Linked DNA regions of Homo sapiens: region 1 is linked to region 2. A link is a loop called in an ENCODE intact Hi-C map of the cell type or tissue named here. Cell type or tissue: heart left ventricle. All regions are shown on one strand. Links, peaks and the distances in the headings refer to the core of each region. The heading gives the core; the rest is flanking DNA. Region 1 has its middle 18 kb from the start of LINC02398. Region 2 has its middle 260 kb from the start of LINC02398.

Region 1 (17,304 bases), core at 3,457-11,456, 240 kb after region 2:
TGTTTGACTAGTGTGTTTTCAGAGTCTGAGCTGGGAAGGCAACAATTAGAGAAGGAATGTTGGGGCTTGGGAGAAAAGAGAGTCAGCTATAGGGTGAAATGTCTGAAGACTGTTTTTCTGGAATCACATGTGCCCTTTGGAGCAATGTGCAACCTTGAGTGAACTGTGATTTGGGAGAAAAGGTGCATGGCCCTAGACCTCTCACTGACCTCTGCTTGGCAGTTTTAGGCTGCTGGCAAGTGCTCTGCAGGCAGAGCCCACGGAGTACTGTTCTCAAGATGAAGCCCACAGGCTTTTGTCTTGATGCTGCAGTCAGCACTGAGGGGATGCTGGAAGCTGCACCTGTGGATCCTGTTGCTGGCCCTGCCTGCCTTAACTAAAGGCATCAGTAGGAGGAATTTGCTCTTTTATGTACAAATAAATATGTTCATTAATTTAGGGCAAAAATGAGAATTTCCTTTCAAGAAAAAGATTACAAAAGAAAGCCCTAGGATTAATGAACATAAATGATCTCCTTGCAGTAATGTTTCTGAGTATAACTTGTGTAATGTGTTTGGAATGAAATCTACCAGGGAAAGGATAGCTTCTTAATTTAATTGGCCCTGCTGGCAAGGATACTATTAATGAAGCAGATGTCTCTCTTTCAGTCTCCCTGAGTGCTTTTATAGCAAGTAAAATTCCTTTTCTTTGATCAGAAATAGGGTAGTTAACACATCTTCAGGAACTGGGCTGCTGCTCAATTTTCCGATTTAATTTTAATGATTTTTTTCTTAGCAGACTTTTTCCATGAAGAAGGGGTTTCTCTCAATATGTTGAGCCCTGAACAGTGTATTTCTCATTCTCTTTAAATAGTACTGGTTTGGAAGCTGTGGAGATATCTCCTGATTTAAGCTTGTATTTGGATGTCCACATGCTTCAGTGATGCCCTCAATAGTGATGTTCTGGAAGTGCATTTGTAAGAGAAGAATTGGGGTAGGGGTAGGTGGAAAGGGCTGGGATCTTAGATCGTGATGGAGTTGGGCTCGTACCTCAGGTGACTTTGGGCAAGGCACTCCACTTCTGTGGCACAGTGAAAGAAGACAGTACTTGACTCCCTGGGTGATCTTGAAAATTCCGTCCTATACCATTTGCAAAAAATGTCTGAATATCCACTTTGTGTCAAATAATAAGTAAGATGGTGCCTGGCCGGGCACGGTGGCTCACGCCTGTAATTTCAGCACTTGGGAGGCTGAGGTGGGTGAATTACCTGAGGTCAGGGGTTTGAGACCAGCCTGGCCAACATGGCAAAACCCTGTCTCTACTAAAAATACAAAAATTAGCTGGGGGTGGTGGCGGGTAGGTGCCTGTAATCCCAGCTACTTGGGAGGCTGAGGCATGAGAATCACTTGAACCTGGGAGGTGGAGGCTGCAGTGAACTGAGATCATGCCAGTGGACTCCAGCCTGTGTGAGACAGCCAGATTTTGTCTTAAAAAATAAAAGATGGCGCTTGCACTCAGGAACTTACAAACATGTGGGAAGATCAAGATGGAATAATTCAACATAAGGTCTAGAGAAGTCAACTATTTGTTCAGTTTCCAGGAACTGTGACACCTAACCTCACTTTTATGAGCAGAAAGCAATTCTAGACCACCCAGGGCCTTTTTGAAGAAAGGTATAGCACTTTAACCCAGCTGAAAATTGATGGTAAGTCTCTCTCATATGAAGAGCAAAAAAATTCTAACTTTCCAGTGAAACATTAGCAGTGCTTAAAATAAGTCAATAGTAAAATAAAAGTAACAAGCATTTTAGAATAATAGAATATGTCACTAATGCTTTAGAGATGAGTTTCAGCTTTGCAACATTTTCCAAATACCGAAATGCTTGTGCCTTTGCAATGTGAACAAATTATTTATTGTGCTTGTTTTGCTATTTTCTGATTACTTGTATACTTCTGGGCCACCTTTAGAACAGATTTACATGGTGATACCTCTAGATTTTCTTGATAGAGTGCTTCCAACCTGGAAAACTCAGGACTAATAGGCCTCAGTTTGTCAAATCACATTGCAGCAGGGCCAGGATTAGGGTGCAGGGAGTGAGGCAGAATCATGCACATACAGTGTCAGACCCTATCTGTAGCGGGCCAAATGATGTCCTCCAAGGATGTCCAAGATCCCGTCCCTGGAGCCTGTGAGCATATTACCGTACATGGCAAAATGAACTCTGCAGGTGGGATTAAAGGACATTTAAATGGGAAGATTATATTGGATTATCTGTGTGGGTCTAGTGTAATCACAAGGATCCTTAAGAGGGAGAGGGAGGCAGGAAGTCAGAGTAATTCCATGTGTGAAAGACTCAACCTACCATTACTGGTTTTGAAGATGGAGAAAGGGGGCCAGGAGAAAAGAAATGCAGGCAGCCTCTAGATGCTGGAAAAGAGCAGGAAGACAGATCCTCCCCTCAAGCCTCCAGAAGAAATGCAGCTCTGCCGACGTCTTGTTGTTAGTCTAGTAAGATTCATGTCAGACGTCTGGTATGCAGAACAGTACAATTATAAATGTATGTTGTTTTACACAAATAAATTTAAGGTAATTTGTTAGGGCAGCCGTAGAAAACTAATTCACTAACTTTATTTAAAATTTTGATACTGTGCTTATCATGGATTTTTTTACATTTGTTTTGATTTTTTTTTTTAGAACATTGCACTACAGTATTATTTATCTTGCTTATTGAGTTTTCTGCAGCCAAGCTGAGAGCCTCCCCCTAGGTTTGGTCCTGCAGTGCAGGCTCAGTTTTGCCCCAGGATACTTCGTTGCTGGTAGCACTGGCAATGTTAGTGCAGCCTCATGTAGAAACATGATCTGCAAATTTGTAGACCGGATCACTTGTCACTGCTCCTTGTTCAACCTGAAGAATGTGTTCAAGTCTTAACTGAGACTACAAGGAAGGGTTCGCTTTGACTCTGGCAAACTATTTATCATGAATGAACATTAGCAGCAATGTGACAAAGAACATATAAGGAAGAATTGTTCTGTGGAATACATTTTAAGCTTGGAGATGTTAAAACTGAATCATCCAAGTGTATTTCTGACACTGAATTTTATACTCTCATTTTATCACCTGTAGGAAGGACCTTTTCAACCTAACTCAGTATCAATTATTTACTTACTTTGTCTGGGTATAGTATCTTCTATTAGTTAGGCAACCCTGAGGTTAAATTCCAGACTTGTCTCATAGGCTGTCATCCTATAACTAGTGAAAGATCTAGTTCATTTTTTTTTTTTTTTTAGTTAGCAAAATAGTGTATGGTACCACGGTCCAACACAAATAACTAACATGCATGGAGAAAAACAACAAAAATAATAGATAAAACAACAACAGCAACAACATCCACCATGTATAAAGTACTCAATTTTCACATAATCCTCCAAAGAACTCTACAAGCCATGTTCTGTTATCCTCATTTCCCCAGATGAGAAAGTCGAAGCTTAGAGAGACAATAACACACAAAAATAACTAACACTTAAATAGAATTTACCATGTTGCCAGGCACTGTTCTAAGGGCTTTACTAGCTCCTTTAATCCACAGCGCCCTAATGGGCATTGTCTCATTTTGCAGATGAGGAAACTGAGGCATACAAAAGTTCATAGGCTTAAATGGAGACGTTAACTTACTTATAGTCATGCTGATGGTGAATAAATTGAGAAATAGAAATTCAAACTCAGATCCATCCAATTAAAAAATGCCATGCTCTTTTTACCATGCCAGTTGCCTCCTAGAACCTTAAACCGGAGTCTCACTAATCTAACTGGTCTCATTACCTTAGCCACTCTCCCCATTCCCTGTCATGATCATGTCATCTGCCTTTTTACAAATTCCAGGTACAGCTCTGGTCAGCTCCCTGGGAGGGGCGGACAGAGTCACTTTGCCACTGCCAAGGGCTCAAAGCAATGTCTGGGAACACCACACCCTGAAAGTCCCTTCCTCCTACGACTCCCTTGCTTGCTTCTAATCCTGGCAGTACATGTGGCAAAGGGGTAAACTGCTTTTCCCAGAAAAAAATTTATGATCCTGACAGCATGACTTAGCAGATCTTTATTGCCCTACTGCCTTGGGAAAGGTATTATCTGACCAGGGTGGGTAGTGATAATGCTTTTACATCAATAGAATCTATCACAGTGTTAAAGTACAGTCCATAGAATTTGTTTTATTCTACTTAGCAACATTTCAGGATATCTTTAAGGGGACACTTTAGAATGAAGGTCATTTTAAAAAATTCAACTCAGAGTCTATGATTTACCTGTAAGATATCTCCTTTAAGTTTTATTCAAATGTGAACGACTTTTGAGTCTTAAAAGATAACTGATTAATATTAGGTACTTTAATGACACATTTTAAATCTTTCTATTCCTAGTTGATTGTAATCTTAAATTTATTTCAAAGGGTTTATTGTAGGAAGTAAAGATTCTGTCAATTTATATTTTAAATTAATTTAAAACTAACAATGACCATGACATTTTTCTGAGATGAAACTCTTGATAACGTATGTTCTAGGATACATATTTGATTTTATATACATCAAAATATATGTTCATTTGGATGATTCTATTTCTATGCATTTAACATTTATGAATGATGGAGGATATCAATGTCATAGCTTAAAACACCACCAAGAAACAATGCAAGAAACATTGAAAAAAAAAAAAGTTTGACCAGGAGTCCAAACACCCGATGTTTGTTTCTCCCGTCACTAGCTATGAAATCATAATACTCTGGGTCTCAGTTTCCTCTTCTTTAAAATGCAGTTAATAAAATATGTCCTTCCTACTTTATAGGGTTGACTTTAAGAAAAAAATTAGATAACATAAATATAATTTGAAGAGAAATAATGTAACCTCCTCTATGTAATTTAAACTATTGAAATTTATCTTTATGGTGTCTGTTTCTTAGGGACTACATACACTCATTTCATTTACACATTTTAGTCACATCATAATTTGCATCATGCATTGTATATTTGTATTTCTTGCATATATAGAACAAGTAGCCATGACAGGAAAAGCATCTGTTGTCAGGAGAAAGTTTGACGTTTTGAGGTATACTGGATTAGGATTTGGGGGCCTTGGCTTTTGCTCCATGCTCTGTTACCTGAATGGCTACACTCTAGTTCTATTGCCATTAGAGATCGTTTTACCTCTCAGGGTGCTGGTTCTTTCCTAGGTGAAAATCAGGGGGATTGTATGAAATAGAATCTGAAAAGTCCTCTTCAGATCTATTCAGTCTTTTCTGCTGCTTTACATTTTTAGGTTTTAATGTCAGTTTTGGCTATCAAGGAGGAGATTAAAGAGCAAATGCATTATTATCTCTGTGTTTTAGTTAAAAATATAGTTTCCTAGGATTCATTTACATACTTTAAATTTGTCAGTAGCTTCATTAAACTCATGTTTAGTATAATTTAAAAATAGTTAACATTTATTGAGCATTTCCTTTGTACAATGTCCATCAATGATAGACTGGATTAAGAAAATGTGGCACATATACACCATGGAATACTACGTAGCCATAAAAAAGGATGAGTTCATGTCCTTTGCAGGGACATGGATGAAGCTGGAAACCATCACTCTGAGCAAACTATCGCAAGGACAGAAAACCAAACACCGCATATTCTCACTCATAGGTGGGAATTAAACAATGAGAACACATGGACACAGGGTGGGGAACATCACACACTGGGGCCTGTCGTGGGGTGGGGGGATGGGGGAGGGATAGCATTACAAGATATACCTAATGTCAATGACGAGTTAATGGGTTCAGCACACCAACATGGCACATGTATACTAGGTAACAAACCTGCACGTTGTGCACATGTACCCTAGAACTTAAAGTATAATAAAAAATAAATAAAGCATTTCCTTTGTATAAGGTTCTTTGATAAACACTTTTTTTACATTATATTATTTAATACTAAAAATAACCCTAAGCAGTAAATGTGATGATTAGCTCTATTTTAGAGAGGAGGAGATTGAACCTAACAGAGACTACATAAATTGCCAATGTAACACATTTGCTAAGTTCCATGTAGTGTTTGAATCCAGACCTTTGTTCTACATTACCCCATATAAAAGAATATACTTCATTTCAGTGTATTTTGTGAATTATCAAATGAGAAAGGCTTTCTTATATTAACCAAACAGTAACTCTCTGTCTTAAGATATGAAGGGCTATATTTGAACACCTGGACCTAAATATTCCTCACCCAAAAATATGACCAAAGAAAGAATTTGGAAATCCTGACTTTGAAGTAACAATGATACCTATTCTTTGTTTAGAATAGCTGTAGATCTCCCAAATTATGTGTTTTTAAAGAAATTTTACCTTAATCATGGACTGAATAATTATAGTCATATGATATGTAAATTACACATATTTATTGTTACCTTATATTCCACGCTCAACATGGGAAAGGAGAGAGCATTTACACAGCAAAATCAGTGAAAGAAGACAATTCATGACATTTTCTTTCATGGTAGAATTAGAAATTAGGATAAGGTATGAGGTTAATTGATTTATGTCTCCATGAAACCACTATGTAAACACAACTTTAGGTGAATATATTAGAGTAATGTTTGATTTTTAATTCTATCCAGTAGAGGGAGATGGCATGTTAACTATTACATTGCAATTTATATGTCCATATTTTTAATAATTTCTTACAGAATCCTAATAGGTAAAATCTGGGATAAGCAAATATTTTGATCTTTAAAAGGCTTTGGAAGTGATATGAACTTAGTTCTCATAGGGAGTTAAATCAAATAAAGTTAACTGACTTTATTTGATTGTAATAAAGTTATAATACAATACTTCAGATTTACTTGTGGATAAATGGAGAGAGTCTAAAATAATTTCATAGGGAGGTTAGAAAAGGTTTCCTTTACTAGTTAATAACTTTAAACAATTTCACCACATCCATCTTATGTTATCATAAACAATGTGGAAGGCTCTACTTTAGGTGTAAATCACAGGTATGGCAGCTGTGTGGTGCTCATTGGTGACTGGCATGATTTCTCCTTACAATGTGGAAAATAGTCACCCTCAGTCAGGATTCTTTTATCCTTGAAATCAACGATCAAATGAAATCAAATGATAGACCTTTGGCTAATAGCAGTATTTCTTTATCTTCATAAAAATTTAAATATCTTATGAAAATTATAATTGTTCTTGACACAAATCAATACTGAAGTGAAAGTGCCAGAACTTAGACATGTAGAAAAAGAAACCAGTATGCAGGAGTTGGAAAAAAAAGAAAATAAAACTTTCAATGAAGTGAAAATACCAGAAGTAGAGTCCTGGTATGCAGTAGCTCATATATTTTTTTTTTTGACCAGTTGAAGAATTTTTTTTTTTAAATCACTTTCTTGGTTCCTTCTTTAATAGAACGATTTTTAAATATAAAGTTGAGATGAATAATTTAAATGTTTTCTTAAATGGCAGTAGAAATATAAATGAGTCATTTAAGAACTCTAGACCTCATCAACCCAATTACAACCATTTAAGCATTCAGTTAACAGTCTGAAGTAAATTTTCTTCTGTCTTCCCCTCTTCTTTCTGGTAAGTGCTCTGCCAGCCTCTTCATCTCCCCAAAGGCGGCAAAACAAATACTATCAATGAGCAACTTTCATTGTTGCTCTCTAACTGAACTTAGTGCAGATTGTATCTGAATAGTTTGCCTGTACAACTTCTAGAACATTCTAGAAAAATATTGGTGAGGCTACAGGGCCTGGGTGATACCTATGAAGAGTACTCACTCAAAGGCAAAGTTGGACTAATTCACCATATCTCACCTGGGGCTACAACTAGAACATTTTATTGTTATTGATTTTATGTTTTTGTTTCTGCATGAAGCTGCTACACAGAGAAGTGATTCTCACATTGGAGAGCACTGACTCCCAGAATTTTACCATGTTACTAAGATGTTTTTAACATGATCTACATGGATGCTGTTTCTTTGCCTTCCGAGGCTGATTTTACTTTGGCTTTGGGTTAACTTCCAGAAGCATCCACAAAAGATTGGATCACCTTAAGCATGTTGTGACATTTTTAGTTTTAATACAATTTTTGCGGGTCACTTAAAGTGTTTATATCATATAGCAGATAGGATGTCATTCAAGCATGCTTATCAAATATTCTTTTTCCAAAACCTTTTTTCTCTTTTATTTCAACAATCAGAAATTTTCTCTCATACCCAACTACCCCAAGTGTGCTTCCTATATATCAAGGACAAATTAATTTATTGCTTTCTTCTTGAAGAACTTTATTATTTTAATACCTTTATTTAACTTATGCTTTCTATTATGTATGAGTGTTTCTTGTACTTCCTGGTTTTAACCAATAGTCCAGTATGAAAAGTATGACTGAATATATAAACATGATCTCCTTGGTCTTAAACTTGTCTTGGCCTATGAATGACTAGAATTAACTAGGAAGTTTTAAATCAATATTCAGACAAAGCAAAATGAAACAAACCCACTAATTTTGGATGGGCATCATTTTTGTAAAACTAGTTAAATTCCCTTCGTGTGTGAATTTCGATTATTTCCCCACTTTCTATTAAATTTTGCATTACGTAAATCATGCCCTAAATTACACAACTTACTTTACCAATTTAAAAAATGAATTGGGGCTGGGCATGGTGGCTCACGCCTGTAATCCCAGCACTTTGGGAGGCCGAGGTGTGTGGAACACCTGAGGTCAGGAGTTCGAGACAAGACTGGCCAACATGGCAAAATCCTGTCTCTACTAAAAATACAAAAATTAGCAGGTTGTGGTGGCGGGCGCTTGTAATCCCAGCTACTCAGGAGGCTGAGGCAGGAGAATCGCTTGAACCTGGGAGGCGGAGGTTGCAGTGAGCCAAGATTGCGCCACTGCACTCCAGCCTGAGTGACAAGAGTGAAATTCTGTCTCAAAAAAAAAAAAAAAAAAAGAAAGAAAGAATTGGAATTTTTGTAACCTTAACAGTACACATAGTTTTAGCACATTTGATTTATGACATGTAATAGAAAAAATTGGGGGCATATATCTACATTATTCTGGAAGATAATTTGTAACAAACAGCGTGGCATATGAAAGGGGACTTCTGAGAATGCTTAGGCATGAGATTCAAACCTTGATTAAACCCTTTGGTTGTAAATGGTTTTTGGTCTTTCAATGACTTATGAATTTCTCGTCCTCTTTCTTGTTTCATACTCTTTGCAGTCACATTGTGTCACATAGCATGGAATGGAATGATTTTATTACAATGCTTGTTAGTATAATTGATTGTGCTAGACTTAATGAACAATGCTCTCAGTGGATATTTCAGGTTGATTTATAGTGCTTTTTCTTTTTAAGCAAACATGGAACAAAGTCCATGGAGCTTCCTCTCATTGCTCATAAACATGGCCTGCTTAACATGTAGTGGAAAGAGCATATAATTGGAACTCAAAAGACCCAGGCCCAGGATTTATTTATTCCACTGGGTCCTAATTGTGTGGCATTGGCTATACCACTCTGCCAATCAGAAATTCAACTTCCTTTTCTGTAAACTGTGAATAACAATTGCTTGATCTGTTGTCTTAAGTTAGGCTCACATGGAAGAGTTCTTTGTACACTCTAAAATGCTTTATTATCCTAACTTCAAATTAAGAGAAGCATACTATTCATGCTTCACTGATGATCAAGATAAACTTACACAATAATTTTACATTCTTGATAAAAGTCACAATTTTTCACCCTGCATACTTAAAACAATTTCCTGTGAGCTGTAAAATTTGAGCCATTTAAGGAGTTTTGCTATTATACTCTATCTGGAAGCACTACAGGATTCTTAAATTTGCAAGCAGACACGCCTCGTTTCAAATTCTGGCTCTACCACTCATTAGGTATAAGACTTTGAGCAAATGTCTTAATCTTGTTGGAAGTCTCCATTTTCCTTGGAAAGGTGATCCTAGTACCCACTTGATGAAGCTGTTATGAGAATTGAGCGAGCTAGATTTTCAAAAGCACTCAGCACACAGCATCAGTGAAAGGTGGCTGTTTTATGACACTAGGGAGGACAATGCATAATATGAGGAAGGCAGATGACTGTTGACACCTGACCCAGGCCATCCAGTTATTAGAACCCATCTGAACCACTTCATGGGATGCAGTGGAGACAGGTAAGGTCTTAGTAATTGGCAGTTAACTATGTTATCAGTTATTACAGATTTTTCTCATGCCAAATATATATAAATCAACAAAAATATTCTTTTGTTGGCAAAGACAGCTTTCAAAATGAGCATGAATATAATAGAATTGTTTTCTGACTTCTTTCAAAAGGAGTTTGACAATGTTTTACCAGTTTAGATTTTAAACTTGGTATTATATAATGTTTAAAACCTCAGTTTTATTCACAAATTGCTACATCTGTGGTCATTCCTAAGTAAAGTTAACCTAGTGAGGAAGGTGTTAATCATTAAAAATTGAAATAAGTGGCAAGTGATATCATGATCAGAGTATCTCATTCTTATGGTCAAAGGTTATCTCTCCTCCTCCTTGCCCCTGACACGCTGGAGATTTTCATAATACTCAAACATTTATAAACTAACCCAATGTAATTTTTCTCAAATATGTGTAATATTTGCTCATTTGGAAACTTTCAATCCTCTGGCTCTTGTCTTTGTTTTCCCATTTGCCAGTCTTTTGGAGCATTTAACAGTCATTAGTGTGACATGACAGGGTGGGGAAAAAACATAAGAGATCAAAATTAAAATCAGTCTGACAGTCTCATACATCAGCCTGACAATGTGAGTCACCACAGGGGCTTTGTAGGAAAATGTAAAAACTCCCAGACTCTTCGTTCAAATTCTGCTTCTAGTTCTGGCCATAAAGGAGATATTTTACAGGGTGTATGTTCGTTTGGCATAGGAGGAGAAATAAATCAGAGGATGGTCTATTTACTAGGGAGAGGCACCCTCCCATGAAGTCAGTCTTTTCCAGGCTAAACCATGGGATTTCCTGAAGTAGAGGAGCAGAGAACCAAGCAAAACAAGAGTAAGATGGGTGGTGTAAAAGCACTCTGGAGGAGTAGACAGGGAAAAGCAGGAGAAAATCCACAGCGTAGCACAACTCACGGTGCCAGCCTACCATGCTTCATAACTATGTGCAACTCCAACAAGACTGCATAGAAAAGAGAGAGAGGAAAGAGAGAGAGAGAGATAGAGAGAGAGACAGAAATAGAGACCACAGAAGAGGCACTAACAAGTCCAGAAGAAAATGGATCCAGGATAATGCAAGACACACAAATCAGCAACATAACCTTAAAAATATAATGGTGCAGCAGCAGCATTGCTGGAAATGGAGAGGGCTAGGAACAGACTGAGATTCACATTTAACCATCTAGGATTAAAAGGTGATCCTGAGCATGCTATGGAAGGATGTGTCAGTGGTCAAAGGTTAGGTCGTATTCATTAGAAGGCACTTGGAAGTAGTTGTAATGTTTAAATTAAATGTTTAGTAAATTCACATATTGCTTTTTTTCCCTATAATGTATACTTAAGTAATAATAAGAAAGTCTTTTATTCAAATTTTAGTCTAAGGATGAGTGAATATATCAAAAATAGGGAAACAGTAGTGTATCCATTTTCTAGTTTTCTGCACCTACTTTCTGTTGCAGTGTTTTTTCAGTGTAAGGTATTCAAATAATATTTGTTGAATTGAACTAAATTGAAGGAGAAATTTCTGAGCTTTGTCGTTTTACCTCTTTGGCATCTGTATAAGTTTTAATTTCATTCTCAGATGCCTACTGGCTCACTCAGTGTTAGGGTCTTCTGGGTCAGATGCTCCTTGTGGGAAGTTACGTAGTTTGGAAGCCTGGAATGTGTTGTTTATGCTAATGAACACACAGCTATCTTCTCCTCTACGATGAGATTGTCATTCAACTGTCAAACAGTGCTTATCCCAGGGCTGCTTTTTATGTATTTAAAGTCTAAAGAGATATCCTAAGCTCCTCTATAAGGACTCCTGAGATGTAATTATGAGTCAGTTAAATTTGTTTTTTTGTTTTAAATCATATTTCCCCATATTTTATTTATCTAAGACCAAGCACAATGTTTTCTTTATTCCCTATCTCTTAGATAGAGTTCACTTGCTTGCCAACAATAAGTCATCAGAGCCCAGTAAACAATATCCGTATTTAGCTTCCTCTCATTAGTTTGTCTGTTTTCTATCAGTCAAAGAGGTGTCATGTTGCAGACAGATCAACATTGCTACAAGATTCTTTTTACCTTTGATTGCTAAGAGGGGTAGAATAGGGTAATTCAGCAGAGTATGCTTTTAAAATTATTTACATGGGCAGTTTAAAAGCATTTTAAGAATCTGTTAATAAAGGCTATCAGTGGAACTAGGTGAATGGTAAGTGTATTTATATGTTAGACATGGTGGGTCTTTATTACTGTGCTCTTTCTTGTAGACTAGGATTATCTCTGCTATATTCACTCAAGAAACATTCATTAAGTAGCTACTATGAACTAGTTTTGGGCTAAGTCATAAGGATTAAAAAATGAACACAGAAATTCAGAAGATACCTTCCACATGCTTCTATAACCAAGTCAAGGGATCTACCTGCATTTTTACATGAATATTCTAATTTTCTTCCGGTTACAATAAATGAATTATATATAATTCTGTCTATCTTGATCTAATCCTCTTTCTTTTTTCAAGAACTTTGTTCCTGCTTTTGCCCCTTCTATCATAAATTTTCCTTCTTTATTGCATCCTATCTATTAGAAAACAAACATGCTGTAGTATATTTCGTGTTTGGAAAACCCACTCCAGACCACTTGTTCTACTTTATAGCTTGTTAAAAGAGAATTTTCAAAAAAGACAAAGGTATGGCTCTTCTACAGCTATAAAAGAGCAAATGTTAAACATTTTATTTAACATATTATTATGGGAGGATCAGGAAGATATTACAAGCAGTCATAGAAGAATCCAACCACATCACACTCATTAGTATGGTCACTATCAAAACAAACAAACCAGAAAATAAGAAGTGTTGGTGAGGATGTGGAGCAATTGGAATACTTGTGTGCTGTTGGTGGGATGTAAAATGGTGCAACTGTTATGAAAAACAGTATAGTGATTCCTCAAAAAATTAAAGTAGAATTATTGTATCATTCAGCAATTCTACTTCAGGCCATATACTCAAAAGAATTAAAAATTAAAAGCAGGGTCTTTAAGAGATATTTGTATACCTGTGTTCATAGCAGTATTATTCACAATAGTCAAAACGTAGAAGTGTCCACTGATGAATGAATAAACAAAATATGGTGTATATACACACAATGGAATATTATTCAGCCTTGAAAAAGAAGGCAATTCTGACATATGCTTCATTGTGGATGAATCTTGAGGCCATTTTGCTCAGTGAAGTAAGCCATTCACGAAAAGCCAAATACTGTATGATTTCATCTCTGTGAGGTACTTAGGGTAGTGAACTTCATAGAGAGATAGTAGAATGGTGGTTACCAGGAGCTATAGGTAACCTACAGGGGAATGGGGAGTTATTGTTTAATGAGTACAGTGTTTCCATTTTGCAGGATGAAAAGAGTTCTGGAAAGGGATGGTAGTGATGGTTGCATAACAGTGTGCCATGTACTTAACACTACTGAGCTATATATGTACTTAAAAATGATTAAGATGGTAAATTTTATGTATATTTTACCACAATCAAAAATAAATTTAAAAATAAAAGAAAAAGGAAAGAGGAAGGCAAAAAAAGTTAAGGAAAAAAAGATGTTAAGGGGAAAAATAATATGAACAGAGACATATATAGGGATTAGGAATTTTTTTAACTTTTAAAACTAATTTTTTTAAAAATTGACAGATGACATCGTATTTTTTAAACATGTACAACATGATGTTTTGAAGCATGCATACATTGTGGAATGGTTAAATCTAACAACTGCGTTACCTCACATAGTTAACAATTGCATTACCTCACATCCATCCAGCATACCATTTTTGTGGTGAGAGCATGTAACAACTGCTCTGTTTACGTTTTTCAAGAATACAACATATCATCCTTAACTATAGTCACCTGGCTGAACAATAGATCTCTTAAATTTATTTCTCCTGTCTAACTGTAATTATGTATCCTTTGATCAACATCTCCTTATTCCCCTTTCTCCCCATAGTCATTCAGCCTCTGGTAAACTACTGTTCTACTCTCTACTTCCATGAGATCAACTTTTTCAGATTCCACATGAGTGAGATGGTGAGCTATTTGTCTGTATTAAGGACACTTAATATCCATAGTGTTGCAAATCGCAGGATTTCATTCTTATGGCTGAATAGTACTTCATTGTGTATATGTACCACATTTTCTTTAGGTCTCCATTTATTGATGGACATGTAGGTTGATTCCATATCTTGGCTATTGTGAATAGTGCGGCAATCAACATGGGAATGCAGATATCTTTTTGACATACTGATATCATTTCCTTTGGATAAATACCCAGTAGTGGGATTGCTGTATCATATAATAGTTCTAAATGTTAATTTTTGAGGCATCTCCATACTGTTTTTCATAATGGCTGTACTCATTTATATTCCAACCAACAGTGTACAAGCGTTTTCTTTGACCTACATCCTCGCCAACACTTGCTATCTTTAGTTTTTTTGATAATAGCCATTCTGGGGTGAGGTGATATCTCATTGTGGTTTTAGTTTGCATTTCCATGATGCTTAGTAATATTGAGCATTTTTTATCATATACCTATTGGGCATTTGTAGGTCTTCTTTTAATAGACATTTAATAAATGTGCAAATAGAGGCAAAAATGGCTTCTTCTGCAGTGAGAGAAGAAAGTCAATAGATCCTCTAAGGGACAGAATTTGTTTCCATATCCACAGACAAGAACAATTTTTTGCATTGTCATCATTTATGTATAAGAGACGAAGTTGTAAAATAGCCCCCATAGAATCAGAATTAGAGAACCTGGAAGAGTGTGCTCTAACCAATGCACCATTTTCCAGCAAAGCACATTTTTTTTTTCTACAAACGAAACTCTTGGAACAAGTAGACTACACTTTCTGTCATTCCCATGTATGGAAGAATAAAAATGGCCACAAGTTATTTGCAGCTCCTTACGTCAAGAGTTGGAGTCCATTGGCTGGGTGTGGTGGCTCACGCCTATAATCCCAGCACTTTGGGAGGCTGAGGCGGGTGGATCACGAGGTCAGGAGTTCCAGACCAGCCTGGCCAACATAGTGAAACCCCGTCTCTGCTAAAAATACAAAAAATTAGCTGGGCGTGATGGCGGGTGCCTGTAATCCCAGCTACTTGGGAGGCTGAGGCAGAAGAATCACTTGAATTTGGGAGGGGAAGGTTGCCGTGAGCCAAGATCGTGCCACTGCGCTCTCTCTAGCCCAGGCGACAGTGTGTGACTCCGTCTCAAAAAAAAAAAAAAAAAAAAATTAAAAAAACACAATAAGATGGAGTCCATTTTCTTACTCCTTAAATCTAGACTGGCCTTGTGACTTGTTTTGATTAATAAAATGTGGCAGAAGTGGCCTTGTGCAACTTCTGAAGATAGACCCCAGGAGGCCCTGCAGCTTCCACTCTCGCTGTCTTAGAAAGCTGCTGCCCTGTGAATAAGCCTAAGCTACCCTGCTGGAAAGACCACATGGGGAGGACCAAGGTGATCCAGCCACACTCTGCCAACCACCAGATATGTCAATAAGGCCATCTTATACCATCCAGTCCTGTCCAAGCTGTCAACTGACTATAGCCAATAAGTGAGTCTAAGTGAGAGCAACAGAGGAGATGTCTCGCTGAACCTAAGTGAAATTATCAACCACAAAATTGTGAATGAATAAATCACTTTTAAGCCACTAAGTTCTGGGGTAATTTGTTATTCAGCAAATATGGTAACTGATACAGATTTCACTAAATGGTACCTTAATTTTTCCAATTCTTCATACCCCAAAGTTTAGAGTTACCTTACCTATTCTCCTTTTTTAATATCCGGCATCTGACTTATTAGCAAGTACTCTCAGCTCTTCCTTCAAAATATATCCCAAACCTGACTATTCTTTTTGCTACTTTGGTTTGTTCTAAGGGTTATGTTTTTTTAAAAAAATAAAAACTTTTATAAAATAGAAACAAATACTATCATTTTAGCTTTAAATATATACATTTTTATTATATTTATAATGCTTACAATATTGTACTGTAATTAACTGTATAAATGTATTTTCCCCAAGTCTATAAGCAGTTTGAGGGCAGTAGCCACACCGTCCTCTGTCAAGCACATCACACATTATTTTTGTAGTGGTAGTATTATGCTAGGTACATAGTAGGCTCTCAAGGAATCTCTGCTAAATAAATGAGTGGAAATGAAAGATAATAACATAGCAATTAAAGGTCTTATTAACCCATTTATTCTGGAGGTTGCAATTTTTTGAATTTTTGCGTGAGTGAAAAATGAGACCTTGGTGATGAGCTTGAGCAGTGGGATATAAATAACCCACACATGCGTAGTGTTCCAGTGTATTGTGCATTTTCTTGACATTGATTTTCCTAAGACTGATAGTGTTATCCTATTCCTAGAAAGCCTCTGCATACCCTTAGGCATATTCTTAGTTCCTCTTGTGGCTTTTGGTGGTTTTTTGAGTATATATTTCTCTGCTACACAGATTCCATACTCCTTGAATGATTCACCCTTGTATCTCCTATGTCACTGGGTGTAGTACTTTATACAGAGTAGGTGTTAATAAATATTTCCTGAATATCACTGAACTCTGTAAACTCAGTATTAAAGTGGAAAGCTTCACTGAAAGGATGAAAAATATTTTCCAAAGACTTGAAAGTCCTTGTTAAAAATATGAGACACCAGCCAAATAAATACATTTATATACATGCAAAAAGAAAAAACAAGAAAGTAAGCAAACCAACCAGCAAAATACAAAAAAGCAAATGATTTTTTTTTTTTAAATCAGGGAAAAATAAGCTTTTTAGAACAGCAGGCTTTTTAAAAACATGCCAAATACATGTTCTTGAATAGTGTATTTTGTCTTCTCATCTTGTTTCCTCAACTCCTAAAATATTAGTGTTAAGAATTCATTTCACTATTATTGGAATATTAGACTTTTACACTTTTGGAAATATCTAGTAAATTCTGAAAATTGGAGACATGAATTAATTTAATCTTTGCACAGCATGATTACCTCTTGTTAAGAAAGATATGAGTATAAACATTCTTTAAAAAAGCCTAGTCAATACCAAACTTTCTTGTGATAGAGACAGAATC
Region 2 (17,304 bases), core at 5,312-13,311:
TTTTGTATATGGTGTAAGAAGGAGTCCAGTTTCTGTTTTCAGCATATGGCTAGCCAGTTCTCCCAGCACCGTTTATTAAATAGGGAGTCCTTTCCCCATTGCTTGTTTTTTTTGTCAGCTTTGTCGAAGATCTGATGGTTATAGGTTTGTGGCCTTATTTTTCTGGATTCTCTATTCTGTCCCATTGGTCTATGTGTCTGTTCTTGTACCAGTACCATGATGTTTTGGTTATCGTAGCCTTGTAATATAATTTGAAGTCAGGTGGAGTGATGCCTCCAGCTTTGTTCTTTTTGCTTAGGATTGCCTTAGCTATTTGCACTTTTTTATTTGGTTCCATATGGATTTTAAAGTAGCTTTTTCTAATTCTGCCAAGAATGTCAATGGTAATTTAATGGGAAGAGCACTGAATCTATAAATTGCTTTGGGCAGTATGGCCATTTTCACAATATTGTTTCCTCCTATCCATGAGCATGGAATGTTTTTCCATTTGTTTGTGTCATCTCTGATTTCTCTGAGCAGTGGCTTGTAGTTCTCCCCGAAGAGGTTCATCACTTTCCTTTTTAGCCGTGTTCCTAGGTATTTTATTCTTTTTGTGGCCATTGTGAATGGGAGTTCATTCATGATTTGGCTGTTGGCTTGCCTGTAGGTGTATAGGAATGCTGGCAATTTTCGTACATCGATTTTGTATCCTGGGACTGTGCTGAAGTTGGTTATCTGCTTAAGAAGCTTTTGCATAGCCCATACTTTTTACCTTACTGCATTCTTATGAAAATAATTCACTGAGTCTCAAGAACGTATTCATTCTTTTTTTCCAGTTCACACTTGTAACACTCTAGGAAGTCACAAATTCTCAAATGAATTGTTCCAATTGGTTGCTCATTATTCATGGGCTCCGTTAGAATGTAACTGTGCTCCTCCTTAGAGGGCAAAAAGTGGATTAGTAGTGGCTAATGATAAGAGGAGTTTACTTCCTCTAGTTTTTGAAATTTTTTTGTGTGTAAATTTAACTTTTCCCATAGCATATTTTAGATGCTTTAGATACTTAGGATGTACAGAAGGTACATGGCTTTTCAAAGCTCATGTATTTAGAGAGGCAGAGCTGGAGTCACTTTCTTAGCGTAGACCACTTCCAGCTAAATTTATCTTCCTTTCTCATCTAAATTGCGTTTTAATCATTGTAGATACTAGTCGAGCAAAAACTGTCAAGCAAAAACTGTGCTTTGAAGTGTTCCATCTGTTTGAGGGCTTATCATTTATATATATATTTGAAAATGTACCAAATATAAGTTCTGCTATGTTCTCAGGAACTGTGGAACTCTGCTCTGATTTCTAGTTGAACTCTTGATCAGTATCTCCAGGGATGATAAAGATTAACAAGCTGAGTCACACTAGCAAGACACGAAAGAGAAAGATTGGCAAATTGGAATGCTAATTAGTTAATTCACCCCACTTTGCTTCCTTGTGAAGTATTGCCTCCATTGAGCTGTTATTCTTATATTTTTGGAGGAATATTACAAGAAACAGTCTTACGAAATCTGATGCTCCATTGGCAGTAGAAATGCTGTCAAGGATGTTTCCTACGGTATGGCTCAGTGCTCCATTAGGAAAGTCCCAAGTGAGAAATTTCTACGTAGCTCTAAGAGATTAGAAAAGTTCTGCTTTCTCTGAGAAGTGATTATATCTTTATTCCTCATTTTAACAACACAGATCAACCATAACTTCCATTTCTCTTTGACTACCTTAGAGAGAAAAATGAATTATATTGACACTTATGATCTGAATATTTGCTTTTCCCCCCACCTACTCATGCCTTAAAGCTTTCCAAGAATGTATTATTATTGATATTTTATTATTTTGCTATGTGCATTTCTGTTGCCTGTTGCTTACAATTCTTTGCAGGATTTGGTTGGGTACAAAACACTCTATAAATCTAATTTGCTGCAAGAATAACAACTGGGTGAGGAATGAGTTTTATGCTTTATTTGGATAAATTTATGAGGCCAGACTTCTTTTATGAAAGGAATTCCTTTTCTTCTTCTGTCAGGGAGAAAAATCTTGTTCTTTATTCTTTTAATTTTAGTTATTGGGGACCTGTGAATTAAACTGACAGAAAACTGATTAGCAAAATCAATAAATGAATGAAAAGGCAGATTTTCATTCCTATACCTATGTTGGAGTTCACAGAATCATGTGACTCAAAGATGAGGTTAGATTTAGAGGCCTATATACACTATTAACAGGAGAAAGAAGAGGTAGAATGGCACTTATGGGAAAACAAATGATTTTTAGGAAAGATAAATAAACACTTAGGAGAATAGATGGGAGATATGATAGTTTGTGATGATGTCTTTTTAGGCAAGTTCTTATCTTTGTGCTGGCTTCTCATTTGTGGTTGTAGAAGTCAATCTTCCCTGGTTGTGAAACTCCTCAGGGAGGGCATTTATGACAGCTGAATTCTGTTGGAAGGTTCTTTTTTAGGCAGATAAGGGGAGTTCAGGGAAACAAACAAACAAACAAACAAACAAACCCAACTCTGGTATATTCCGGGTCCTTTCATTTCTGAAGAAACTGCTCTTGGGAGGGTAAGTTCATCTGGGTAGATCACTGGTCATTGCAAAATTTGGTTGTGGGTTAAAGTGGGTTCCAGAAATGTATTTCTCTAAGTTTTAGTTAAATTTAATAGCTTGACACATCCTTCTCTTAGTTAGTAATGATGTATTCCCTAATTAAATTTCCAGAGTGCTGGGCTGACATTCTGATTTCTTAAAACTTTCTGTCTCCAACTCACCATGCAAACCTTCAGGGTTATGGTATTTCCTGGCATCTCATTTCTTGTTTTGTTTTTTTTTTCCTCAATTGTAAATGCATTCTTTTTTCTTCCTTCAAATGACAAACTTGTGCTTATTTTGTGTCAATTGATACTTTTTTGTTGAGGGATGGAGTCTCGCTCCGTCAACCAGACTGGAGTGCAGTGACATGATCTCGACTCACTGCAACCTCTGCCTCCCAGGTTCAAGTGATTCTCCTGCCTCAGCCTCCCAGGTGGCTGGGACTACAGGCACCTGCCACCACGCCTAGTTAATTTTTGTATTTTTGGTAGAGACAGGGTTTCACCATATTGGCCAGGCTGGTCTCAAACTCTTGACCTTGTGATCTTGACCACCTTGGCCTCCCAAAGTGCTGGGATTACAGGTGTGAACCACTGCTTCTGGCCAATTTTTGTATTTTTAGTAGAGGTGGGGTTTCACCATGTTGGCTAGGCTGACCTTGAACTTCTGACTTCAAGTGATCCTCCCACCTTGGCCTCCCAAAGTGCTGGGATTATAGGCGTGAGCCACTGCACCTGGCCAATACTTCTTTTGAATAAAAATTAATACTACCTAGCACTTCTTGTACCACATTTAGCGATAATTTTTGTTGAAAGAAGTACACATCAAAAAAAAGTCCTTTCTTTATTCACTTTTACTTTGTCCTGATTTCTTTTGTTTTTGGTCTAACCAGGCTCACAGGCTCCTAATTACATTATTTCTGCCAAGATTAGAGACTTAAGTACTAAAATAGAAAGAAGTTAATTCAAATACACAGAATTTTCTCAACCAAAAATCCATATCTTATAAAAGATAATACATATCTTATAAAAATACATATCTTATAGAAGTATAAAATATATTTTATAAAAGTCCAAAATATATCCTCGATCTATCTACTTCCTTATGTCTCAACTATTATCCTGTTTTTGTTTTTTTACCAAATAAATTCCATTTGTACTGTAATAACTTCCTAATTCATCACTCTGCTACCTTTCTTTCAGTCAAGCCATTTGTCCAGTACTATAGACAATGTGATTTTTTTAAAAGGTAAGAGAGATCGTTAAAGGTTAAAACCCTTTCGTGGTTATCTAGTGCCCTTAGCACCAAACCCTAACTTGTCAACACGACCCACAAGGCCCTGTATGATTTTGCACTTACATCTTATCTCAGACTGTTAAGTTCTTACCCACTGTGCAGATAGAGCCAAACATGGAGACAGCAGGTATTGCAGCAAAGAAAGAGTTTGTCACAAGGCAATTGAATGAGGATAGGAGATATTTCTCAAATGTGTCTCCCTGAGAATCCAGAGGCTAAGGTTTTAAAAGGATGGTTTGGCAGGAAGATTGGGGATGAAATCATAGGAGTGTTGAAGCTGTCTTCATGTGCTGAGTCAGTTCCTGGGTTGGGGTGGTGTTCACAAGACCAGTGGAGTTAGTTCTTTAGTTGGTATTACAAGTCACTGGTCTGGTTGGTGTTAGTTGGTCCACTTGCATGCAGAATCTGAAAAATATCTCAGAGATCGGTCTTAGGTTTCACAGTAGTGTTTGTGATCTCGATTACTATGGAAAAGCAAGGTAGGAACCAATGACAGGCTATTGTTAACTCTGTCTATAGTTAGCAGAGAGGTTTGCAAGAGGTGAGATCCCCAGTGGTCACAGCTGCTTGGTTCCTTGGCCAATCTGACTTCTAGAAGACATGAAGGGGGTCTATATGACCCAAGAATCATTGTTGTTTAAAAGAAAAGTTAATTAATCTTGCAGGCAGCCTGACCAGAGGCTAGATAGGAAGATTATCAGTTATTAGTGACTACCGTTTATTGAAATGACTTGTGCAAGCAATCATATATGGAGGAAGAAAAGGTCAGCGAGAAGGGAATATACTTTACCAAAATTTAGGCCCTTACCATAATTCCAATCTTGTGGTCTTTTATTAATTTTATGAAGGTGGTTTCAATACATCATTTCGTATAAACTCCCATTGTTTTTTCTTTCCAGCCACAATGGCTGCCTTTCTCTTCCTACAAAGCACTATGCTCATTCTTGCTCAGGGTCTTTGTACAATGTGTTTCCCTTGTCTGGGCCATTTTTGTCCAGATTTTCTCAGGGCTAGTTCTCATCATTTGAATATCATCTTCCCAGGGAAGCCCTCTCTGACTACTTTCCCTGAAGTCACCCTCTTCTACCCTATTTACTTTCTCTCATATTACCTGTTTTATTTTCTTCATATCACAACACCACCTGAAATTCTTTCTTTTGGAAACAAGGTCTTACTTTATCACCCAGGCTGGAGTGCTGTGGCACAATCATGGCTCACTGCAGCCTCAACTTCCCAGGCTCAAGTGATCCTTCCACCTCAGGCTCCTGAGTAGCTGGGACTGCAGACTTATGCTGCCATGCCTGGCTAATTAAAACTTTTTTTTAATAGATATGGGGTCTCACTATGTTGCCTTGGCTGGTCTCAAACTCTTGGCCTCAAGCAATCCTCCTGCCTCAGCCACCCAAAGTGTGAGATTAGAGGGGTGAGCCATCATGCCCAGACTGAAATTATTTACTTGTTTATTGCCCATCCCCTCAAAAGAATGTAAACCCTATAAGATGGAGGCATTGTCTACCTTATTCTCTGCCATGACCATATCTGCTCTGAAATGTACTCACTGACTCTTTGTTAAGTGAATCATGTCAAATAGAAAAAAAAATAATTGTACTACTTGCTAAATAGTTACAGGGTGATAAGTTTTCCAAACAAACAGTAAATTCATGAAATTGATATAGAAACTTGGTTTTGAATATATTTTATACAAATATTTTGAATACAGTTTTACTGAAATGCTTGGATAGACTTTCATACACAGTATTATATTTAAAAAATTTTGGAATAAGCATAAACTTATAGAAAAGTTGAAAGTATAGTACTGGAACTATTATGTTTTTCTTGAATAATTTAGTAGTATGTTGCTGAATGCTTTCATGTGTGTTTCTCATTAACAAGGACATTCTCCTACATAACTAGATCCAACTACCAAATCAGGAAATTTACATTGATACATTACTACGGTATGTTCCTCAGAATCCACTGAAGTTTCATCAGTTGTCCCAGTCATGCCACTGATAGCAAAAGGATCCAGTAGAATCACTCATTGTAATTAGGTCTCGTGTTTCTTTATCTTTCTTCATTTTGGAACAGTTCCTTAGTCTTATCTTAACTTTCACGACCTTGACACTTTTGAACATAAAAGGCCCATTATTTTGAAGAATGTTCTTTAATTTGTAATTGTGAGGAACATGATAGATGTGATGCTAAGTTCTCATTGCATCCCGTCATGTGGCACCTGATTTTAATTTTTCCTGTTTCTGATGGTATTTACCTTGATCATTTGATTAAGGTGGTATCTGCCAGACATCTCTACTGTAAACTTACTCTCTTTTCCTTTTCGTAAGAGTGTTTTGTGGAACAGTCCCTTAAGATTATATGACACATCTCTTTTCTCATCGAACTTTCAATTTATTCATTTATTTAAATGTGTGTGTTTTCTATTTTACTCTTCAATGGGTTATACTTTGTTACCATCTTTACTTGATATAATGCTCAAATTCCTCCCAATTTAGCCAGGAATTTGCTCAAGCTGGCTTTTGTGTCCTTTCGACATGCCTTTACCATTTTTTGTGTGCTTCCTTGATTCTTGGCATAACAAGACATTCCAGGCTCATTTTATACTTCCCTTGTTTTAATTCTGTCTATAGTCTGCTGTTTCTCTATGAAGACTTAGTTTCTTTTAGTGAAGAATGGTAATTAAAGTCCAAAGTCTGGACATTAGGTATGTTCATTGATATTGAGGTATCATTGCTTCCAGGCATTCCAATGGGCAGATAAGGGGATAAACATATATAAAATTTACATATTTATAGCTATACTTATTTCCATATGTATGCATGTGTGTATATATATGCATGTGTATGTATTTATGTGTGTGTATACGTATAAATATAGTGTGTGTATCAAAAACCGTAACTTCACACATTTCTTCCAGTTCTAGTCCTCTCTAACCATATCCTAATATGTCCCTTTGGGTGAGTTTACATGGTAGTGACTTTGTCAGCCTAACTGTACCCCAAGTCTAGTCTGACTCTTGATTACAAATTAAAAAAAAATCTTATTCATGATGGGTACTGTATCCATTGAAGTCTGAGAAAAAGTGTTGGCAGAAGGGACATTTTGTGGGAACACATGGGGAAAAGATTGAGAAATGTATACTTAATATTGAAATGCATGTATAATAATACATTTCCACAATCATACTCTATTTGTTTACATTCATTAGAATGCTGCACCCTTTCCCCATCTCCCTCACCTGGGTTCAAGTAATCATTGGTTATGCTTTGCTGCTTTTTTAGCTACAAGTTGCTCAATATTTTTAAACCTTGCATTACTTTATTTACTTGTTATTTATAGGTATTTAACATATTGTATTATATATTTATGTGCTATATGAGATAGTTGTATAAAACTAGGATCAACCTGTGACGTGGGAATGGGCAAAATGAGATGTTTAGCAATTTCAGGCTTCCTCAATAAAAATCAATGGCAAATCATCTCATGACTGGTAAGTGCTGAGAAGCTGAGCGGGAGGACAGAAAGCATTTGAAAGGTCAGAAATAAGATGTCCACAAAAATGAGAATATGAGCTCTGCCTGATGACTGAGTAACAATTCCAAATACAACCTTCGTGTTTTCATAAACCCATGTGAGTGAATTGGCCTTCAAAATATTAAAGTCCACTTTAATGTCAGTAAAAAAGAGAAATTATAGTGAAGGGTCATTATTAGGAAAAAAGGAACTGCATTGAGATAGGAAAAGCCAGTATGCCAGAAGTGCTGCAGGCGGTTTTCCCTGCTGGTGAAGGATAACTCACAAGTGGAAGGCAAAGTGAAAACAAAATACCTCACCTGTTAAATGCCTCTTCCGGATTTCAGCCTGAAGTAAGATCCCAGGCTGGCCTTTTGAAATGATCAACATCAATAACTAACGTACTGATGTTAGTCATTTCTATTTATTAACTTATAAAATAAAAACTTTGTATCAGTTTCTTTATACTGTTTGAGACCCAGATCTAAATGCTTACTCTTTTCTTTTTTTGGCTCCACAACCCTCCGGCAATACCTAAATACCTGAGAAGCAGTTGCTTTTTCCATTCCAGCAAGAAAGAAAGCTAATGAGGAAAATAGTATTTGCCTTGAAGTAAGTTTTCCTTGATTTTCCATCTCATTTTAAAGAAAAAAGCAAAAAGATTTCTTTAAAAGAGGCACATATGAAAATACCTTAAGGATGCGGAATGGCTTAATTAGGAGTCACTGTTATTTTCTTTTATTGATTTCAATTGGGATATAGATCATTAGTTTTCTATTAGTTTTTTTATTATCGTCGTATGGCTTTATAAAGTAATACTGTTAAACTAATGTTCTACAACATAAAGGGGAATTGGTTTATTGTGGCTTTTAATGTTTCTAGAAAGATTAATTTTTGTATAATGATTATTTTACTTCTTAATACTGCTATGGCTCGAAAAGATATAGAACCTGATGAGTACAAATCCATCTTGGCTATAAGCCTAGTTTTATGTTATCATGTAAAAAAGAAAATTTGCTTCAAATTCTTTGCTTTTGCATGCATTTTTTTGTTGTTCAATTGCTGTTATAAATACTATGAATGGCCATTATTGAGAGTTCGGGAATTTTTTTCCCCCTTAAATATGAAGATAGACCAAAGGTAAGGTTCCTATATTGTCAAGGAGCCAATCACTGCATTGATTTATCTTTGCCACTAGATGTCCCTGTATTGATGCGCCTTCTACTTCGGAAGCTTCTTTGAAAACAAACTAACAAAATGAGAGATGTTTGCTACTCTTCAAGTCTTTTTCCTTCCTCTAAGTTAGCAACCTGGGACTTCCCAGATACGATCCTCTTCTTTCCAGAGGATTAATTCCTTAGGACTGGACAGGAATGGAATTAAGCGAAATGCAAGTAAAGTTAGGTTTAGGCGTTGGCCTAAATATATGCCTCTATTAACTACTCAGCCTAGAAAATGTGAGAAGCTGTATAATTTAGATCGACAGAATTTTAAACATGCTAAAATGAGTAGGGGCTTGAATTTGAATTACATAATCAAAATGGCAGATAATTTAAAGTTATATTTGGTAATAAAACAGTTTGTATTTATATTTTTTAAAATTTTAGGTTCAGTGGTACATGTGCAGGTTTGTTATATAGGTGAACTTGTGTCAGGGGGTTTGTTGTACAGATTATTTCATCACCCAGGTATTAAGCCCAGCACTCAATAGTTTTCTTCTCTGCTCTTCTCCCTCCTCCCATCCTCCACTCTCAAGTAGTCACCAGTGTCTGTTGTTCCCTTCTTTGTGTTCATGAGTTCTCATCATTTAGCTTCCACTTATAAGTGAGAACATGCAGCATTTGGTTTTCTGTTCCTGCATTAGTCTGCTAAGGATAATAGCCTCCAGCTCCATCCATATTCCCTCAAAAGACATGATCTTGTTCTTTCTTATGGCTGCATAGTATTTATGTTTTGAATATGAGAATGTTTGGTGTTATGGGAATGAATGAAAATTTCAGTAATAGACTCATACAGATAATATTCATCTTCAAGGAAATTTGTAGTTGTTGAAATCTCTTACACAGCTTCTTACTTCAGTACTCTTCACTGTTTTCCATACTTGACGAAGATTGACCATGTCAGCTTCCAGAAAAATGTGACAAGATAGCTTTACCTGAGCTAATTTCTTTATAAGTTTGATTGTTAGCTCTTAGATTACCTACAAAAGAGGAGATAACTGAATGTTTTGATTCAAAATGTCTCTTGTTCAATTTTAGGTTATACAGAGTCATAATGTTGGATTGGAATAACAATAAAATAAATATCTTTTTATACTCTGTTTTAAAATTATTGGACTCAATACATTTTTAGTAGTAAACTACAATGTTAATAATACAAATGATAACCCATTTAAAATCTGAATTGATTAAAAACTTTTGGGACAATCATTATGTATTATAATAGATCATTTAAAAAATATTAGACCCTGTATTTAAAATAGGCATTCATTTATCAATTGGATATATTATATCTGATTTTGTGGTTAAATAATCTTTTCTCTTATAATATTGATTTAGTCTTTCATGACATGTTACTTATTATACCTCAACACAGGGACAATATAGGGACATAAAAATATAAGTTAATGTCAAATAACCACAATTAATGTAACTTTAAAAATCTGCAAATAAAAATAATCTATGTTTTGGAGGCGGCTTTTGTGCAAACTTTCTTCTCAGTGTTGAAGAAAAAGACACAGTGGATACCCAGTTTTCTGTTTGCCTTAATACAAAGTGATCTTTGAGAAATGGCAAGCTTGGAGAATGGGAGTGATTGCAGGAGACTCACAAAGACAGTTATCCATACTGTCTCTTAAAAATAGAAAGAAAATTCTACAATCTAAAGGCTGAGGAATTTGATATCCTGGACAAAACTCTTGAAAATATTATTGAGTGAAGTTTGTAAGCCCTTTAAAGAAGGAGAAAGTGATCATTGGAAATAAGCATGTGGAATAAAGAAGTCCAATTACAAGTGTTGGAGAGGATGTGAAGAAATGAGAATTCTGATACACTGCTGTTAGGAATGTGAGGTGGTGCAGCCAGTTTGGAAAAGTCTAGCAGTTCCTCTGATGATTAAACATAGAGTTATCATATGACTCAGCAAATTTACCCCTGGTTAGATTCCCAAGAGAAATGAAAACATATGTGAACATAAAAATTTGCACTTCAGTGTTTATAGCAGCATTATGCATGATAGCCTAAAGGTAGAAACACATCCATCAATGGACAAATGGATAAACAAAATGTAATATATCTATGCAGTGGGATATTGTTTAACCATAAAAAGAAATGAGGTGTTAATACATGCTACAACATGGGTGAACCTTGAAAATATCACGCTTATGCTATGTGAAAGAAGCCAGTCACAAAAGACCACATACCATGTTATTCGATTCACGTGAACGTTGAGAAGAGGCAAATCCATGTAGACAAAGTAGATTAGTGGTTGCTTAGGGCTGGGGGAGTTAGGCCAGTACAGGTGGGATAGTTCAAAGGTATAAGGTTTCTTTTTGAGGTGGTGAAATGTTTTTAATTGACTATGGTGATTGGTGCACATACTTGTGAATATACTAAAAGCCATTGAATTGAACACTTTATTATTTTTTAAATTTATTTTTTAGAGATGGGGTCCCATTGTGTTGCCTAGGCGGGAGTGCAGTTGTCATGATCATAGCTCATTGCAGCTTCCAAACTCCTGGGTTCAAGTGATCCTCCTGCCTCAGCCTCTTGAGTAGCTGGGATTGCAGGTGCATGTCACTGAGCCTTATTTATTTATTTACTTATTTATTATAAACAGGGTCTTGCTTTGCTGCCCAGGCTGGTCTCAGACTCCTGGCTTCAAGCTATTCCACTGTTCTGGCCTCCCAAAGTGGTGGGATTACAGGCATGAGCCTGTGTGCCCAGTGAATTGAACACTTTAAATGGGTGAACCATACATTATATGAATTATATATCAGTAAAGCTATTTAAAGAAGAAAAGAAAGAAGAGAAATACTGTTACTTGATACAACACGATGAACCTTGAAAACATGATGCTGACTGGGAGAAGGCAGTCATACATGGTCATGTACTGTATGACTCCATTTATAGAAAATGTCCAGAATAGGTAAATCTACGTAGACAGAAAGTCAGTTAGTGGTTGCCTAAAGCTAATTGAAAGGGGAGGATTGGGCAAGTGATAGGTAAGGGGCATGTGGTTAATTTGGGGGGTAATAAAAATGTTCTAAGATTGCTTTCGGTGATTGTTGCACAACTATGAATATACTAAAAGCCATTAATTATATACTTTAAACAGGTAAATTGTATGGCATGTGAATTATATCTCAATAAAGCTGTTAAAAAAAGAATAAGCATGTATTTATCTAGAGCAATACAGTAGAATTTGAAGAGGGTTCAGTAGTTCTAGACCTTAAAGCAGATGTGCCATCCTGAGTCATTCTCACATGTTCTTCCAGAATGTGGATTCTCATCCCCCCCACACATATGGATGCTGCCTCAGCTGGTGGCTGCTCTTATTCCCTTGAGGTCGCCATGTTCCCTCTGTCCTTGAGTTGGAGTCTTTCCTCTTTGGGATTCTGAAAAGGGAGTAAATCACATCTTCTACTTTTGTTTTTGTTTCCTTTTCTCCACGATTCCAATGAGGAAAATGCCTATCTCTCACAATTTATAGGTGTAATTTTGAACATCATTCTTTGATAAAATTTCTTTTGCTATCCTGGAGAGGATTTAGGATGCTGTAGGTTGGGAAGTCATTTGGATTATATAGTAACAATTGACTGAATGATCCAGAAAGTAAGCTGGTTATTGAAAGTCTTCTGATGTTCATGTTATCTAATACTGCGTTTTTTTTTTTTCTAAATTAGTGATGTGGATAATGGCATGTTGACCACATTTCAGTGGATGTGAAATAAGGAGGCATTATAAATACATTGACTACAAGAACCAGAATCTAAGATGGTTTTGCTAGGTTGAAATGTTGGATCTAATAAGAAACCAACAGCACAGGAAAAAGGATAATATGGCTAGTATTTATACATGTGTAAAACCTCATAGTTTTGGTTTATTATAATCTTAATATGAATGAACAGCTTATGAGGGAAGGAAAAAGACCAAACGGAGTCTTAACCTGCCTTTGTAATTCTTTTCTACACTGATTAGGTCAGAAAAGCCTGTAATATTATCTTTGTTTCTGGTAAACATACTACAAGAAGGATATTGGCTATAGGAAGAAAAGGGTCTGGAATCATAGCATAAGAGTAAAGTTGAAAGAAGGGGGAAGTTTGGGTTGGAAATGTGACACTTTCCCTTGATGTCTAGTCTGATGTAATCAACTTCCTCTTCTCTGTTTCCATAGTGCTTTGGGACTGTTATAATTTTGTTCAGAGAAAAATTAGGTACACTTAAGCCTTAGATTCTTGAAGGTGGGAAGGTTTTCTATAGTTATCTTTTTATGCTCTCTAGGATGCTTGAGGTGCTCATATAAATCTCAATGTCATATAGATTTATTGACGGGAGGAAGATTTAGGCTTTAAGTGTCAAATTGGAAGACACATTGAGGGCCAACTAGTAAGTTACAAGGTAGTAGATTTTGTCTGAATATGAGGACAAAAATCATTGCATAAGACCTCATAAGGTTGTAAGTTCTTGAGGTAGCTTGATTATTGTCAAAAAATATTCCTCATCCTACCTTGGGTGTGGATTATATTTTTCCATTCTCATTGGCTTTAGGTTTGGCCGCTTGAATTGTTCTGGCCAATGAAATGTGAGTGGAAGATCCAGCTCATGGTGTTCTTTGTCCTCTTTTCCCTCTATCAAGACGATTAGCATTGTTTCCAATAGAGGCTGCTCTGTCAGTCTAGGTACTAGAGTAAAGATGATGTGTACATACAGGCTCATCCATGACAAACTTTTACTGTTCGTAATAATAAATAAGTGTTGAAGAAATAAATGTTGGGGCCGGGCGCAGTGGCTCACGCCTGTAATCCCAGCTCTTTGGGAGGCCGAGGTGGGCGGATCACAAGGTCAGGAGATCGAGACCATCCTGGCTAACACAGTGAAACCCCGTCTCTACTAAAAATACAAAAAAATTAGCCGGGCGCGGTGGCGGGCACCTGTAGTCCCAGCTACTCCGGAGGCTGAGGCAGGAGAATGGCGTGAACCCGGGAGGCGGAGCTTGCAGTGAGCCGAGATCGTGCCACTGCACTCCAGCCTGGGAGACAGAGCGAGACCCCATCTCAGGAAAAAAAGAAAGAAAGAAAGAAAGAAATGTTGACACACAGGAGAGAACCCAAGATGGCTGACTAGATGCGAAGAGGTTCTCCCATTGAAAGACACCAGATCATCGAAGTTGGAGTGATACAGTGTATGAATAACGTGCTGATTCTGGCTTTGGAGATAGAGGAAGGAGACCGGAGACCATGAGCCCAGGAACACAGGTATCCTCTAGAAGCTGGAAAAGGCAAGGAAAGGGATTCTTTCCTGAGAAAGAAACCCAGCCCTGCTGACACCTTGATTTTAATCCACTGAGACCTATTTTGGACTTCTGATCTCCAGAACTATAATATAATAAATTTGTGTTGCTGTAAGCCAGAAATAAATAAATAAATAAATAAATAATAAAGACAACAGACCATTAAGTAGATTGGCACACTCCAAACACTCTATATAGTTCTTTGGAAGGAAGGCATTGAGAGTGGACCGAGTGAGGACATGGACCCCAGGTTGAAAGAGGAGGAAACTGGGAACCCTGCATGTAGTTGCCAAGCACCAAGACTCATTCCAGGCACTGGGTGGCTCCTAGGGAAGAGGCGAGTGAAATAGTTGTGCAGTGGCCCACTCTTGCCACAGACCTCCAGGGTCCTAGATGTGGGAGGCCCCATGACACCCATCGATATTTGAGCTGGCAGGGAGAACTGCCTAGAGAGTTGGTAGGGACTGATCTCCAGCCTTTGTGGAGCCCAGAAGGTTTGGTGCAAAAAGAGCTGCAGTGGTGCAAAGCCATGGGTGTCCATCCCCCAAGGATCACCATACCCCCTAGGTGGCTTTATCCTTCGTTAGTTGCTAGACCTGGACAGAACAGGAAGTCTTGCCTGGGGGATAGAGCTAGTCTGATCGGAGTGTGCCTCTGTCTGCTGGCCTCTCCCAGGGTCCCTGCATGGACACATCCACTTACACTGCAGCATCAGCTTGCCAGTGACATCACCATAGCTCTTTCACTGACAGACTCCCAATACCCATCAGAATACTTTTGCAGATGAACTCCTGCCAGTGCACACTCACCTACAGCCTCCTCCCCACTGGCACACACCCACTCTTAGCCTCTCCCCCCCAGAAGACATTATGCAAGACCTCATAATGTTGTAAGTTCTTGCCTGCAGCCTCCTTGGGCTGCCTTGCTGGTATGCATGTATACGTTGACCCTCCACCACCTTACTGGTGCACACTATGCTGGGACATTTGCTGCCCTGCCAGAATGTTTTTTCCAGCAGCCCCTGTTGGAGTATTCTTGCCAGTGGACTAAGAACATCTCACCCCCTCCAGTGCAGCAGGTGCTTAACCTGGAAGGGGCAAAGAACAAAGCCCCAGGCCTTGTCCTAGCTCCCCAGCATTACAGCATGCAGCCTAGGATGCTGAGTGAGAACATGGAAGCATCCAGAAAGGAAGCCATTGACCAAACTCAACTTATACCACAGACAAACCCTTATGAGCATCAAAGAATATAAAAGCAAAAAGCCCCACTCAAAAGACAGCAACTTCAAAGATTGAAGAAACATCTGCCCACACAGATGAGAAAGAATCAGTGCAGAAACTCGGCAACTCTGAAAGCCAGAATGTCTACTTATTTCTGACTGACTGCACTAGCTCCCCAGTAATGGTACTTAACCAGACTGAAATGGCTGAAATGTCAGAATTCAGAATCTGGATGGCAGAAAGCTCATTGAGATACAGAAGGTTGAAGCCCAATGCAAGGAACACAGTTAAACAGTCCAAGAGTTGAAAGACAACATAGCCGTTTTAAGAACCAAACAGAACTTCTGGAAATAAAAAAAATTATTGCAAGTATTTAAGAATTTAATTACTTAAAATGCAAGTAAGAGCATTAATAACAATAGACCGAGGTGAGGACAGAATTTCAGAGCTCTAAGACCTTTCCTTTGAATCAAGGCAGGCAGACAAAAATAAAAGAATAAAAAAGGAACAAAACCTCTGAGAAATATGGGATTACATAAAGAGACCAAACCTATGACTCATAGGAATTCCTGAAAAAGACGAAGACAGAGCAAGCCACCTGGAAAACATACTTAAGGATATTGTCCACTAAAATTTTCCCAACCTCACTAGAGAGGTCAACATGCAAATTCAGGGAATCCAGAGAACCTCCATAAGATATTATACAAGATGACCCTCCGTAAGAGACATATTCATCAGATTCTTCAAAGACAATGAAAAATAAAAAATATTAAAGGCAGCTAGAAAGAAGGAGTAGGCCACAAAGCCATCAAGCTAATAGCAGATCTTTCAGCAGAAACCTTACAAGTCAGAAAAGACTAGGGGCCTACATTTAGCATCCATAAAGAAAAGAAATCCCAATCAAGAATTTCATATCCAGCCAAAATAAATTTCATAAGTGAAGGAGAAATAAAATCCTTTTCAGACAAGCAAATGCTAAGGGAGTATGTTATCACCAGACCTGCCTTACAAAAGGTCCTTAAGGGAGTGCGTAACATGAAAACAAAAGACTAATAGCTGTGATTACAAAAGCACACTTAAGTACATGGCCCACTGACATTATAAAGCAGCTGTAGAAGCAAATCTACATAATAACCAGATAACATGATGATAGGATCAAATTTGCACATATCAATATTAACCTTAAATGTAAACAGGCTAAATACCTCACTTAGAAAACACAGAATGACAAGTTGAATAAAAAAAGCACAGACCCAACTCTGTGCTGTCTTCAAGAGGCCATCTGACATGCAATGACACCCATAGGCTCAAAGTAAAGGTATGGAGGAAGACGTAGCAAGCAAATGGAAAACAAAAAAGAGCAGGGGTTGTTATTCTATTTCAGATATAACAGACAATGATAATAAAGACAAAGAAGGGCATTATGTAATGATGAAGGGTTCAATTCAACAAGAAGACTTAACTATCCTAAATATATATGCACCCAATACTGAAGAACCAAGATTCATAAAATAAGTTCTTGGAGACTGCAAAAAGACTTAGATAACTGTACAATAATAGTGGGAGACTTCAACACCCCACTGGCAGTGTAAGGCAGATCATTGAAGCAGACAACTAAAAAAGATATTCAAGACCTAAACTCAACACTTTGACCAAATGGACCAAACAGACATCTACAGAATATTTCACCTGTATTAATTCTTTCTCATGCTGCTATGAAGAAATAGCTGAGACTGGTTAATTTATAAAGAAAAGAGGCCTAATTGACTCACAGTTCCACATGACTTGGGAGGCCTCTGGAAACTTACAATCATGGTGGAAGGCACCTCTTTACATGGTAGCAGGGGAGAGAATGGGTGCCAAATGAAGGGGGAAGCCCCTTATAAAAACATCAAATCTCATGAGAACTCACTATCATGAGAACAGCATGGGGGAAACTCACCCCATGATTCAGTTATCTCCACTTGGTCCCACCCTTGACACATCGGGATTATTACAATTCAAGGTGAGATTTGGCTGGTGCCACAGAGCCAAACCATATCACCACCTAACAACAGAATATACATTCTTCTAATCTGCACATGACACGTACTGTAAGATTTACCACACATTTGGCCATAAAACAATCCTCAGCAAATTCC

What was found. Hi-C counts contacts between places; a loop is a spot of excess contacts. Peaks named below come from ENCODE experiments on the same cell type or tissue, not always from the same donor. Only the 100,000 strongest peaks of a DNase experiment are listed, where the experiment ranks them.
Region 1: it touches region 2 in a loop (3-fold over the local background); 3 of 110 quality-filtered maps call a loop at or near these places.

What each region holds. Positions count from the first base shown.
Region 1 is chr12:19,988,528-20,005,831 of GRCh38, forward strand. No RefSeq gene overlaps it. Among named protein-coding and RNA genes, the nearest start is that of LINC02398, 18 kb to the right of the region's middle. In heart left ventricle, for the core only: a CTCF peak has its summit at 6,632 (motif pointing right); no DNase peak of the experiment used is centred there; H3K27ac peaks cover 824 bases.
Region 2 is chr12:19,748,880-19,766,183 of GRCh38, forward strand. No RefSeq gene overlaps it. Among named protein-coding and RNA genes, the nearest start is that of LINC02398, 260 kb to the right of the region's middle. In heart left ventricle, for the core only: a CTCF peak has its summit at 8,627 (motif pointing right); no DNase peak of the experiment used is centred there; H3K27ac peaks cover 295 bases.